Linked DNA regions of Mus musculus: region 2 is linked to region 1. A link is a loop called in an ENCODE intact Hi-C map of the cell type or tissue named here. Cell type or tissue: heart. All regions are shown on one strand. Links, peaks and the distances in the headings refer to the core of each region. The heading gives the core; the rest is flanking DNA.

Region 1 (5,383 bases), core at 239-5,238:
ACCCAAAGCAAAGGAAGGACTGAGTTGCAAGTTAGCCATGGAAAAAATGCTCACAACTGTCCCTCCTGTCTAAAACATACAAACACGCCTTCACGTTTCTCATTTAGAGAAAGTCAGAAGTCAGCAGTTAGCAGGGCTGAGGTGGCTGGTTGAAATCAGCAATCCATTCCATGAGAAATGTGCCATGTCCCTGAGCGAAGTCTCCTCTGGCATCCAGCCCACATGCCTATTGGAGGACCTTGGCTCTGCAGCCAGGCCTGAGTCACTCAGTTGTTGGCAAATGTTCCCCATAGGACCACCATCACGGCAGCCATGCTCGCTGAGGTCATTGGTGTCACAGCTCAATCTTCCATGTAGTTTTAAGATCTCATTGAAGATACCAGAGCAGTCGGAGAGGCAGCAAACAGACCCAGAAGAGCAGAGCATGCACACATGGTGTGGAATCTGTCCTGCTTTAGTGGAATACACCTGTGGCGGAATACAGACCTTTCAAAGTACCTGCAAGCGAACCACACAAGAATTTGAGAGAGCTTTGTGCCAATGTTTTGTCTATGGTACAATGGACAGTGCCCTTCAAGAACGGAACACAGTGCCCATGACACAGGAGTCTTCAGTCACTCTTGAATATGAAGAAAAGACAACCCGCTGGAAATATGAGAGACCCCCAGGAAGGGCAGAGCACTTGCTGAGGACTTACCTGTCCTGATCAGGGAGGCTTGAACCCTTCCTAAGGTGGACCGTGTATGCCACAGGGACATGTTGGAGAGAGGACACTGGCTACTACACTTTAAACAGCCATCAAGTGTCCAGATCCCAGTTGTGAGTTGAGTTGGGGCCTCTCAATCAGTGTGTGTGTGTGTGTGTGTGTGTGTGTTCCTCCTTGCACTATGAATAAAGTAATTGGCTTGTGCTCTTGATACAACCTTAAATTTCTGAAAGAAAAAATAAGAATTTCCCCTTATTATAATGACAAAGGAATATTAAATGAACATGAACATCAACTATCTGGATCCTGGACTAGCCACATGGGAAGAGAAGTAATCCATCCCAGGGCAGGTCTCCCAGGCCCGGGAAGTTTTATGCCCCATTTAATCAGACCTTAAAGGGATCCAAAGTTTCATAAAATGTGAAAATGTCTCCCTTTGAGTAAGAGTGACTTAATAAACGTCTCCCTCACTCCACTGGAGTCCTCTTTAAGGATGCTAATTTTTTCCCTCCTGGTCCTATAAGATAGGTTCTAACCAGAGACTGATCCAGTTCTTTTAAATTCCCTTGGCTCAACATGGCCATATGACAGCAACAGTTAGAATTGACCTTTTTCTGACAGAGTTTGAAATTCTCCTCCAGGCAGTGTGGTGATTCTTTAATGTTCATGTGCAAATTACCAACTGCCACACATTTCACAGGAATGTTCCAGAAGCCTGTGTTCATCTGTAGCACTGGTTCAATGAAAACATCCATTCTTGGTTTCAGATGTACTTCCCCAAGATAAAGACACTGTCATAGAGAGTAAGGGGACAGACTCCAGAGGTCTATCAAAGCAGTGTTAATGTTTGTAAAAAGAGAAAACTTGCTATGATTCTCAGCACAATTGCACGTAGCACAATGATCGACAGAAACGTTATCCTTGTATAATATTTCTTACAGCAGTGAGAGGTAGCATCCTCATGTCCCCTGGAAGAGATACCTTGTAAAGCAGTTCAAATGCTTGAATATCTTGGCTTTGCAGTCCTCCCAAGCTTGGTCCAAAATTACAAAAACTAAGGAAATATCTGCCATAAACCTGGGAAAGGCATGTATATGCACTGTTCTGGTCCCCAACAATTAGTCCAAAGCCACCAGGTGGGCTGGCAGTCAGGATCTCCATGTAGTATAGAGCACTGTGGTAACATAGCGAGGGATTTCAGAGGGCATGTGTGTGGTAAGAAAGCAGTACCATGCATGACTCTGTGATGGACATTAACACACTGGAGGCAAGAGCATCAAATATGGCACATTAGAATGCAGAAAGACAGAAAATCAGAACAAACCTTGTCACGCTGGCCTGGACCTGGGGATACTGGGTACTGGTGTGCACTCATGATTTGTAATGCACATACAGAAATAAGCATGGCTATCACTATGTCCATGTCTTGCCTCTGCCCCGAGAGAACCTAGGGTCAGAAAATGCAGTAGCAGTGAGCACATCTAGTAACTGGATTTTTGGCCTCCAAGTACCATCTTCTCCACAAAAGGACTAGTGTTCCTTGGAGAAATGTTTGGAGTATGACCCAGGCAGGAAAAGCCCAGGGAGAATCTAGACTAGAGCATGCCCAGATGAGGGAAAGCGCTTAGAGAGCAGCAGGGAAGTGGAGAGCAAGAGACAAGGTGCCAGCCTGTGGCACTTTGTATGAGAACGGCCAGCACACATGTCTGAATGCTTGCTTCGCAGTTGCTAGAACTATTTGGGAAGGATTAGGACATGTGGCCTTGTTGGAGGAGGTGGGGTTTGAGGTTTCAGAAAAGCCCATGCCATTCCCATTTATCATTCCCTGCCTTGTAGTCATTGTCTCTAGCTGTGCCCTCTCGGCTACTGCTCTAGCACCATGCCTGTCCTCCTGTCGCTGTGCTCCCACCGGGATGGGCATGGACTTTAACCATCTGAAAGTGTGAGCCCCAATAAACTCTTTATTTTATAAGTTGCCTTGCCCATGGCATCTCATCATAGCAATAGAAATTAAGATATGTACTAAATTTTACATTATTTGGGTCTAACTCTGGTCTCAGTTCTGTGCTTTGCTGGTTTTCTTCCAGTATCAAACCTCTGATCATTAACATCTGCCTTTTTGTCATCAGCGTTTGTTTTTCCTGTTGCTGTGCTAACATATCCTGACAAAAGCATCTTCAGGGAGGAAGGGTCTATTCTGGCTCACAGAGTAAGGTATGGGCCATGAAGGCAGCAGGGCAGGAAGCAGCTGCCCATAATGAATCTTCAGCCAAGAGGCCGAGAGGGATGAGAGAATGTACTCATTCGCCTTCTCCCTTTCATACACTCCAGAATCTCAGCCAGGAAGTGGGGCCGCCCACAGTGGGCCTGTCTTCCTATACCGGTTTAAAAAAAAACAAATCAAGATAATCGCCCACTGACGTCCCCTTCTTCATATGAGTCAAGAATCTGTTGGCAGTTCACAGTAACATCACAGCATTTAGTAGAACAGTGTCCAGCAGGGCCTTCGGCAGCAACAGGAACATTCTGTTACCTGGTCCAATGCAGTAATGGCCCCTCCCATGCTCAGCCTGTAGGCGTGGCTAGTTCACTGAGGAAATGAGGGTTTTGTCTTACTTTTGATGATTTTAATTTTAGAATAGCTGCATATAGGTGACTAGTGCCTACCCTCTGGGCAGTGGGGTCGTCAGCACCCCAGGGGAGGTCCCCTCTCACTGATATCCTATTCAGGACTCTTCAGGTTGTTCACACAAGTGTTTTTTCTCATGTTTCTCCTCTCTTGGAAACTGGACTTTCTGGTTTCCTAAAAAGGCTCAGTAGACACTGCAGGTTGAGTTGCTGTTGTAGTCTTAGCTTTTCCTGAGCGCCTTGGAAAGGTTTAACATTCTATGTGTCATGTTCCACGTCTCCTATGCTCACTCCTGCCTTGCACCTCATTTGCTGCTGTAAACTACATTCTTATGTCCCCTCCACCCACTGAATTTTCTTACTAATAACCACTCACACAGCTATCACATGCATCTTCTGTATATTGGAGTCTCTTATTTATAATAATTTGCTTGATTGATATTTTCTACTAAACATGAAATTTGAAATTAGCACAATAGCTCCCCTGGTTTTTTCCTTTTTTAAATCTCTTTTATTTAATACAATTGATACTAATTCAAGAATAATTTTTATTGACAGATAAATTTCTGTTTGTTCACTATGTACAAGGTGATCTTTGAATATATATCTCTATGTATGTATGACCAAATATTGTGAAAACATTGTACACCCAATTGTTGTACTTGCTAACTAAGGTGGTAGTCCACCATGTCCAGATAGCTCCTCTGAGCTCAGGGCAAAATGGCAGGACTTCCTCTTCTCTGCCTGATCTAGGGAGCAATCTAATACCTGAGGGATGTCACATAGTCTTCGACAAACCTACAAATTCAGCTTCCTCTCTCCCGGTGATGAGGATCTGGGATTCTTGGAATGCCCTCCATCCAAATGTGGCATTCACGGTACTTTAAACTCTAGCCAATGCTTTTATAGTCGCTCTGTAAACTCTTTCCTATTCCCCAAGACTCATATATAGCAGTTTCATTTGGTATTATTGAAAAGAACTGCAATACCAAAATCCTCAGAAAAGGCCTTCCTCAGAGAAAGCCTCCTCCCCTCTTCCCCCACTCTCCTACCCCAACCCCCCACCTCCTGCACTCATCCCCAACTCCACAGGGATCCCACTGACACCTACTAGGTCTGCACTCTGCTTCATTCTCCCAGCCTGGTGCAGCAGTGTCTGGATACCCCAAGGGAGGAAACAGAGGACACAGAAGCACAGCTGGTTCCCAACTCACATATCACACCTAACCAGCATTTTTACAGAGACAACCAAGAATTAAGAGCACTGTAGTTTCTCTTGTAGAAAATCTGGGTTCCCTTTCCAACGTGGCTCACAACTCCCTGTAGCTCCAGGTCCAGGGGAATTGGTGCCCTCTTTGGCTTCCACAACACCAGACAAGAACATGGTGTGCATACATGCATACATACATATATACATACATACATACATATATACAAGCAAAAAGACTCAAACACATAAAAGAAAATACAACTACAAATTGTTAAAAATATAAAGTATTATCAAGTATAGACACCATGTGTGTGTTAAAATAAATCCCTTGGATCCGCTCCTCCTGTCTGAACTGTTGTGTCCTCTGACCAGCAACTCCCAGAAACCTCTACCTCTGTAGGGTATAAGTTCTTTTAAGTCCCACATCAATAGCTCTTTTAAGTAGTCATGGCAACGGTTGACATCTTGTCTTGCTCTATGCTCTAATGGGAAAGTTTGGCATTTATATCACTACCCTTAATTCTGGCCTAAGAAAGTAGCAGCTCTTGCCTCAACAGTGGCCTCTAACATCAAATAAGACTACTTATAGACACCCCCTCTGCCACCTCCCAGTCTAAGCTGTGTAGTCTTGACTGATTATCACAGTTTTAATTGGTTCTGTCTATAAATTTTCCCTATTATCCTACCTATGTGTTCAGTAAATAACCTTTTTAATTTGCCTGTGGTATATTTTTCTTGCCGTGTGCTCCAAAAATCCCTTTAATTCAGTGAAGGGTGTATAATATTCAAGAGCACTGTGTACATTAGAGATAAGTCTCTCAGGTTTTGGAGTCAATGTA
Region 2 (5,383 bases), core at 225-5,224, 57 kb after region 1:
TCCCTGCTGAGAGACTGTGAGAAAAGGCCAAGATGACTGGTGAGCCTCGTCTGTGTCTCCACATACATCCTGATGGGGCTTGTAATTGTCCTGATCTGACTTGACAGGTCATGAGGCATAATAACTGCCCAACCGCTGTGCTCATCTGCCAGGCCATTCTATCCTCAGAGCCATGAGCCTGCTCTGCAAGTGACTCTAGGCATGACGGAAGAGTTGGTTCAGACACCCAGGTCAAAGTAGCAATCCGTGTACAGGCAGAGATCTTAATGGTGCTATATGAAGTGGGATTGTATCTTCTCAAGTTGACCTTATCTCAGAGATGGGACAGAGACTCAGGCTCATACCCTCCCCATCTGGACATCTCTCCCTCTTGTTGTCCACATCAGGCAAGGTCCGTCTTCCCCAACCCATCTCATTGTCTTACATAAAATTAGATTTACAGTATGACTATTAACAGCCACTTAGCTATCTCTCCTCAAAAACAATAAAGAAGGGAATCGTTTTGCAGGCACTAAGCCCCCACAGGAATGCCACAAGATGCTATCTGAATAATTTGAGGCCCCCACATCATGGTCATGATGAAAGGAAACTCCACATTTTCCAGTTGATTTGCTAGAATGGCAACTCTCAGAGAGAAGCAGCAATAGAGGAAATAACAATAGCAAAACATGTTCCTGAGATTCGAAAAGTCAAGACTTAGTGATGGCACAGCACAGAACTATTGACTTTCATCTACCCAATCCTGCCTGCCACAGTGGGAAAACAAGGTCATTCACTTAGACACCAGGACTGCCGAGGGTCTGGAGGAAGAGGAGGAAATTACTGAGTATAAGCTTAAGCTAGAAACTATTGACACGTGAAATCCTCCCGTCAGGGACCATGACTACCTGGGCTGCAGACAATCTGCAGCTTAGTGACAGTGTGTCCTGTAGGTGATCACACATGTCCTGACCCCACTGCTCTTGACTCCATCATGATCCAACGCCATGTTTTAACATCACTGTGACCCTCTGAAGTGGTAGAATGAGCCTCTTTTATCAAACACTAGGGTAAAATGTAGACTACACAGTGCTCACTGGGGTCTCTCCCTGCCCATTCAAGAGGAAAGTTACATTATGGATAATCTGCCGTGATGAAGGAGTAGTGTGCATGCAGTTATAATGACCAACATGTTTCAATGGGCTTTGATAGCGCTAAAGACACAACCTGCAGACTCTTACTCCTCACTGCCTCCATCCTGTGGATATAGCATCAAGGCTGTTTCTGTCAGAGCGAATTGGTAGCAGGCTATGCAGGGTCAACAGCAAGTCGGCCTGCATCCTCTTGACTGTCCCCCAAACCATCGTTTTGTTACTGTGCTGTCTCTGTCCCCACTCATCTGGACAGAGTCCTGATTCAGAAAAAAAAGCAACCGGGTATGCTAAACTCAAGAATTTCAGGAGATAAAAATGTAAGCCAGGCAAACAAACATTCTTTTTTCAAAAGTCTCACACGTCAGCATGTTCCACTTATCAGCACTTCCAACAAGCTCTGGTGTCCATTCTTGTGCAAATCCAACTTTGCTCTGGCAAATTAAATGGTCACATATTAATTTTCCTTTACAGTCTCTCTCTCTCTCTCTCTCTCTCTCTCTCTCTGTGTGTGTGTGTGTGTGTGTGTATGTGTGTCTGTCTGTCTGTCTGTCTGTCTGTCTGTCTGTCTGTCTCTGTGTGTCTGTATGCATGCATGTCCTCAAGAAGTTTTGATTAGACTCAGCAGAGCTGCAGACACTGGTGAGTCCAATCAAAACTTTGGACACTGGTGAGTCCGTTGCTATGCAAGCCCCAGACACTTGGTGAATGTCCCTTGCCACATTTAACTTACCTACGTGAAAGCTGATAAAAGTTGATCGCCAGAGCTTTGAAAGATAGTTCAAGGTTATTTTTAACTGAGACACTTAGGAATGGCTAGAGGGTGTTAGCTCTGTCCCGTTTACAGCACTTAGCTCAGTTTAGCACAGCAGATTGCTTTGATTTGTTCATTAAATATATAATTTTTTTGCATTAATTGAGCTCATTTGATGAGAACTATTCCCACTCTATAAAATTTCTGGCTAATGGCTTGGAAATCTATTCAAATTCTGTACTCATAAATTCATTTCAGAACTTTCAAAGAGTAGATCTTTCAGGCAAGCTGAGATGTAGCCCGCATATCCAAGCAAAGCCTAACCTATAGAAAGACTGGGGCAGCACAACACGGCTTCTTCGTGCCAGCACAATCACGGAGAGCATTTATTTAATTTTTTAAAGTAGAACAAATCGTGCATCACACCATACAAGTCTTTAGCTCTGGGCTTTGTGCCTGGAGGCAGGCTGTCACCTGCAGATTCCCTCACACGGCACCCTTATACAGGGTACAAGATGGCTTGGGAGCTGAGATCATTATGTAAATGAACGCTTCTTCTACATTTATTTGTCTGTGTGTGCACATGTGGGTGCACACGTGCTCTCTCTCTCTCTCTCTCTCTCTCTCTCTCACACACACACACACACACACACACACACACGGAAACCCAAGAACAACCACCCAGTTCCATTCCAAAGGTGCCATCTACTTTTTTGCTTTTTATTCTTTTAGGGACAGGGTCTCTCACATGCCTGGGGCTCACAAAGCAGGCTCAGCTGCCTGATGAGCCTCAGGGATCCACCTATATCTCTGTCTCCTCAAGGTCGGAACTGCAAGAGCATGCCACCATACCTGGCTCTTTTGAGTGGGTTCTGGATGGGGCAGGTTGGGAGGATGCTTTGGCCCTCATGCTTGGAAGGATGGACTTTAGCAATGAAGCTCTTTGTCCAGCACTAGACAAAAGTTGTAAGGACCATAACATGTGAAATCAAATTTTGGAGAACTCAGACTACTACTTGATTTGAGAATAGCATCTTTTAGAAAGCCTCAGTTACAGAAAAGAAAACAAAACCACAAGACTAAGAAGTGGTGGTTGTGTTGTGGTGTTGTGTTGAAACGGAAGGTGGTGCTAACCTTTGCCATGCAGGCTCACCTAGACAGTCCACAGGCAGCTAAAATTATCCCAGCAACTTTGCAACATTCCCGAGTAGGCTTCTGTAAGTTCTTCCAAACAAAAAAAGCATTTGTGTTAGTCTTTATCAAGATGACAAGAAATGACCAAGTATCTCCGAGAGAAATTTAATCAAGCTAAACTTAAATATTAATTACAAGCTCCATGCAGATCTAAGTTTTCTGGAGCAAAGGCTGCTAACAAAGTCACTGGGATAATCAAACTTTTCCCTTTGGAAAAGGAGAGATTGTTCAGTGGTTGTTTGGCCTTCTCCTTCCACCTGGAGATTACGCATAGCATGGGAGTGTCCTGCTGAGCATCTCATAGGAAGACCATGGCCTCCCCATCTTCATGAAGACTGGAAAGCTTGAATGTGATTCAGAAAGGTCACCAACACTTGTGACTTTCCTGTGGCCTTCTGTGTCTGTTTTGAAAGCTGTTGAAAGGCCAGTATGCCCCCTTAGAAGGTCCCTACTTCTCAGCTTCCCGCCTGATCCTCTAGGCAAGCCTCGCCAAGCAGCCACAATCTCCCCCATTTACACCAAAAGCCCCAGACGTCCCTCATCTGTGAGTAAGACACATAAACCCTAATAAGTTCTCATAAGGATGAGAAGATTAAATGTGAAACTAACGTTGCAGTTCCCCACGGGTTGACCATGGATCCTCAGCACTGAAAAAAAGTGCTTGAGACCCCTGACTTTGTCATCCTGCTCATGATGAAGGAAAGCGAGCATGACCACCCCTCTCACAGGCATGATGCCATGTGCTGGTGCCCCCCATGGGAGATGCTGGGCAATCCAGCTGCATCGAATCCAGTACCTGCTGGCATCGAGTCCAGTACCTGCTGGCTGCCTTCCTCACCTGGCGCCTCCCTGGAGTCAAGGCGCCTACTCTATGGGGCTGACACCCCGCTGTACTGGGGAGGCAGTGTTCTGCACCCTTCCAGCCCTCCTGTGGTGACAAGTGACACCCCTCTTTCTTCCTTCTCACACATAACAGGGTCCTGCTCTATCCCCCCCTTTCAGTACCATACCATCACCTACGGCTTACGTCACTTTGATTGTCCAACCCGCCTGGACATGGCTTCTCCTTTCCTTGGAGGGAAGAGAGAGTAGTCTTTGGCTCATACAGCTATTGTTTCACAAGACCTTTGCTGCCTAAGAGGCCCTGTGCTCTTGCTGTCGTGACTCCATCCTGAGGCAGCAAGTGCTCAGCAGATGTAGAGAATTCGTAATGCTCTGCATCTTTCTTGATGCATCTGCTCACTAGATCATAGAGAGATCAGTTCTCACCTCAAAAGCCTTCACTCTGCCCCTTCCCCTGACTGTAGCCTCTATCGGTATGTTCATTCCAGACAGGGATAAACTAGTAATTTCACCTATATTTTTCTCTCAGTATGACATCCAAATCAAAGCAGTCATTAATCAATGAAGATTCTAATTTGCCTTTTGTTGTTGTTGTTGTTGTTGTTGTCGTCTTGACCAAATCATTTTCAACTGGACATTCAAAAAAGTTATGAGTTATGCTGTACTAAGGACTAATAAACCTTACAGACATTGAAATCATGGACCCAGACAACATGTGTGTCAACAAATAATTTAAATTTTGACAGTGTTCTCTTGCCTGACTAGAATTAATTTGGTAAACATTTGTTCGCTTCAAGTTTTCTTAGAACTTGACTTAAAAACTGAACTTGGTGTTGCCGGGGTCTGTGGATTGCTTTGAAGAAACGTATGCTGCTGTGTTGGTAGGAGCTGTCTGCTGGAGAGCTGTCCTTGCGCAGCACCTGTCCACAGTGATATTGAAACAGTATAAAGGGCTGCAGTAGGGTGAGAGGCTGAAGGCACATCCATTTCTTAAACAGAGGCCATGACTAAGGTTGAGGTAAACAGCTGCTAAGTTACAGAGAATTTTATTTTATTTCTAATTGAAATTTTTCATACAATATATGCTGGTCATTTTCCCCCTCCCCCTACTCGTCCCAGATTCTCCCTACATTGCCTGTTACTGCGGAATTTGTTCCTTGGGCCCAGTGCCTCCTCCCCCAACACCGGACCTTAGACAAGTAATGTTATGCTGCTGTTGAAAAATGACAGCTGTTTAGAAGCATCCCTTGTCTAGGGGGTGAAAATTTGGGTACTAAACTGGCTGTTAGCCACCACCCATCACATTGCAGTTCCATGAGTAATGTCCACCATCCACAGGGGCCCTTCTGGAGCCCTCAGGGGTAATGGCTCAGCTGATTCCTGCTTTCGTCCACAGCTCCCATGTCAGAGCTCCCATGTCAGGGAGAAGCAGAGTGTGGGACACCCAGCTTCAGTGTCAGGA

The links. A loop is a pair of places that touch in the nucleus more often than their neighbours do. Peaks named below come from ENCODE experiments on the same cell type or tissue, not always from the same donor. Only the 100,000 strongest peaks of a DNase experiment are listed, where the experiment ranks them.
Region 2: it touches region 1 in a loop (2.4-fold over the local background); 4 of 42 quality-filtered maps call a loop at or near these places.

Annotation. Positions count from the first base shown.
Region 1 is chr17:10,468,222-10,473,604 of GRCm38, reverse strand. All of the region lies in intron 4 of Pacrg (PARK2 co-regulated), which reads left to right. The region is part of intron 1 of A230009B12Rik (RIKEN cDNA A230009B12 gene); the gene reads right to left. Among named protein-coding and RNA genes, the nearest start is that of A230009B12Rik, 15 kb to the right of the region's middle. In heart, for the core only: a CTCF peak has its summit at 250; no DNase peak of the experiment used is centred there; H3K27ac peaks cover 3,181 bases.
Region 2 is chr17:10,411,037-10,416,419 of GRCm38, reverse strand. The region is part of intron 4 of Pacrg (PARK2 co-regulated); the gene reads left to right. Among named protein-coding and RNA genes, the nearest start is that of Gm39565, 42 kb to the right of the region's middle. In heart, for the core only: a CTCF peak has its summit at 2,985; a DNase peak (open chromatin) is centred at 1,809; H3K27ac peaks cover 4,357 bases.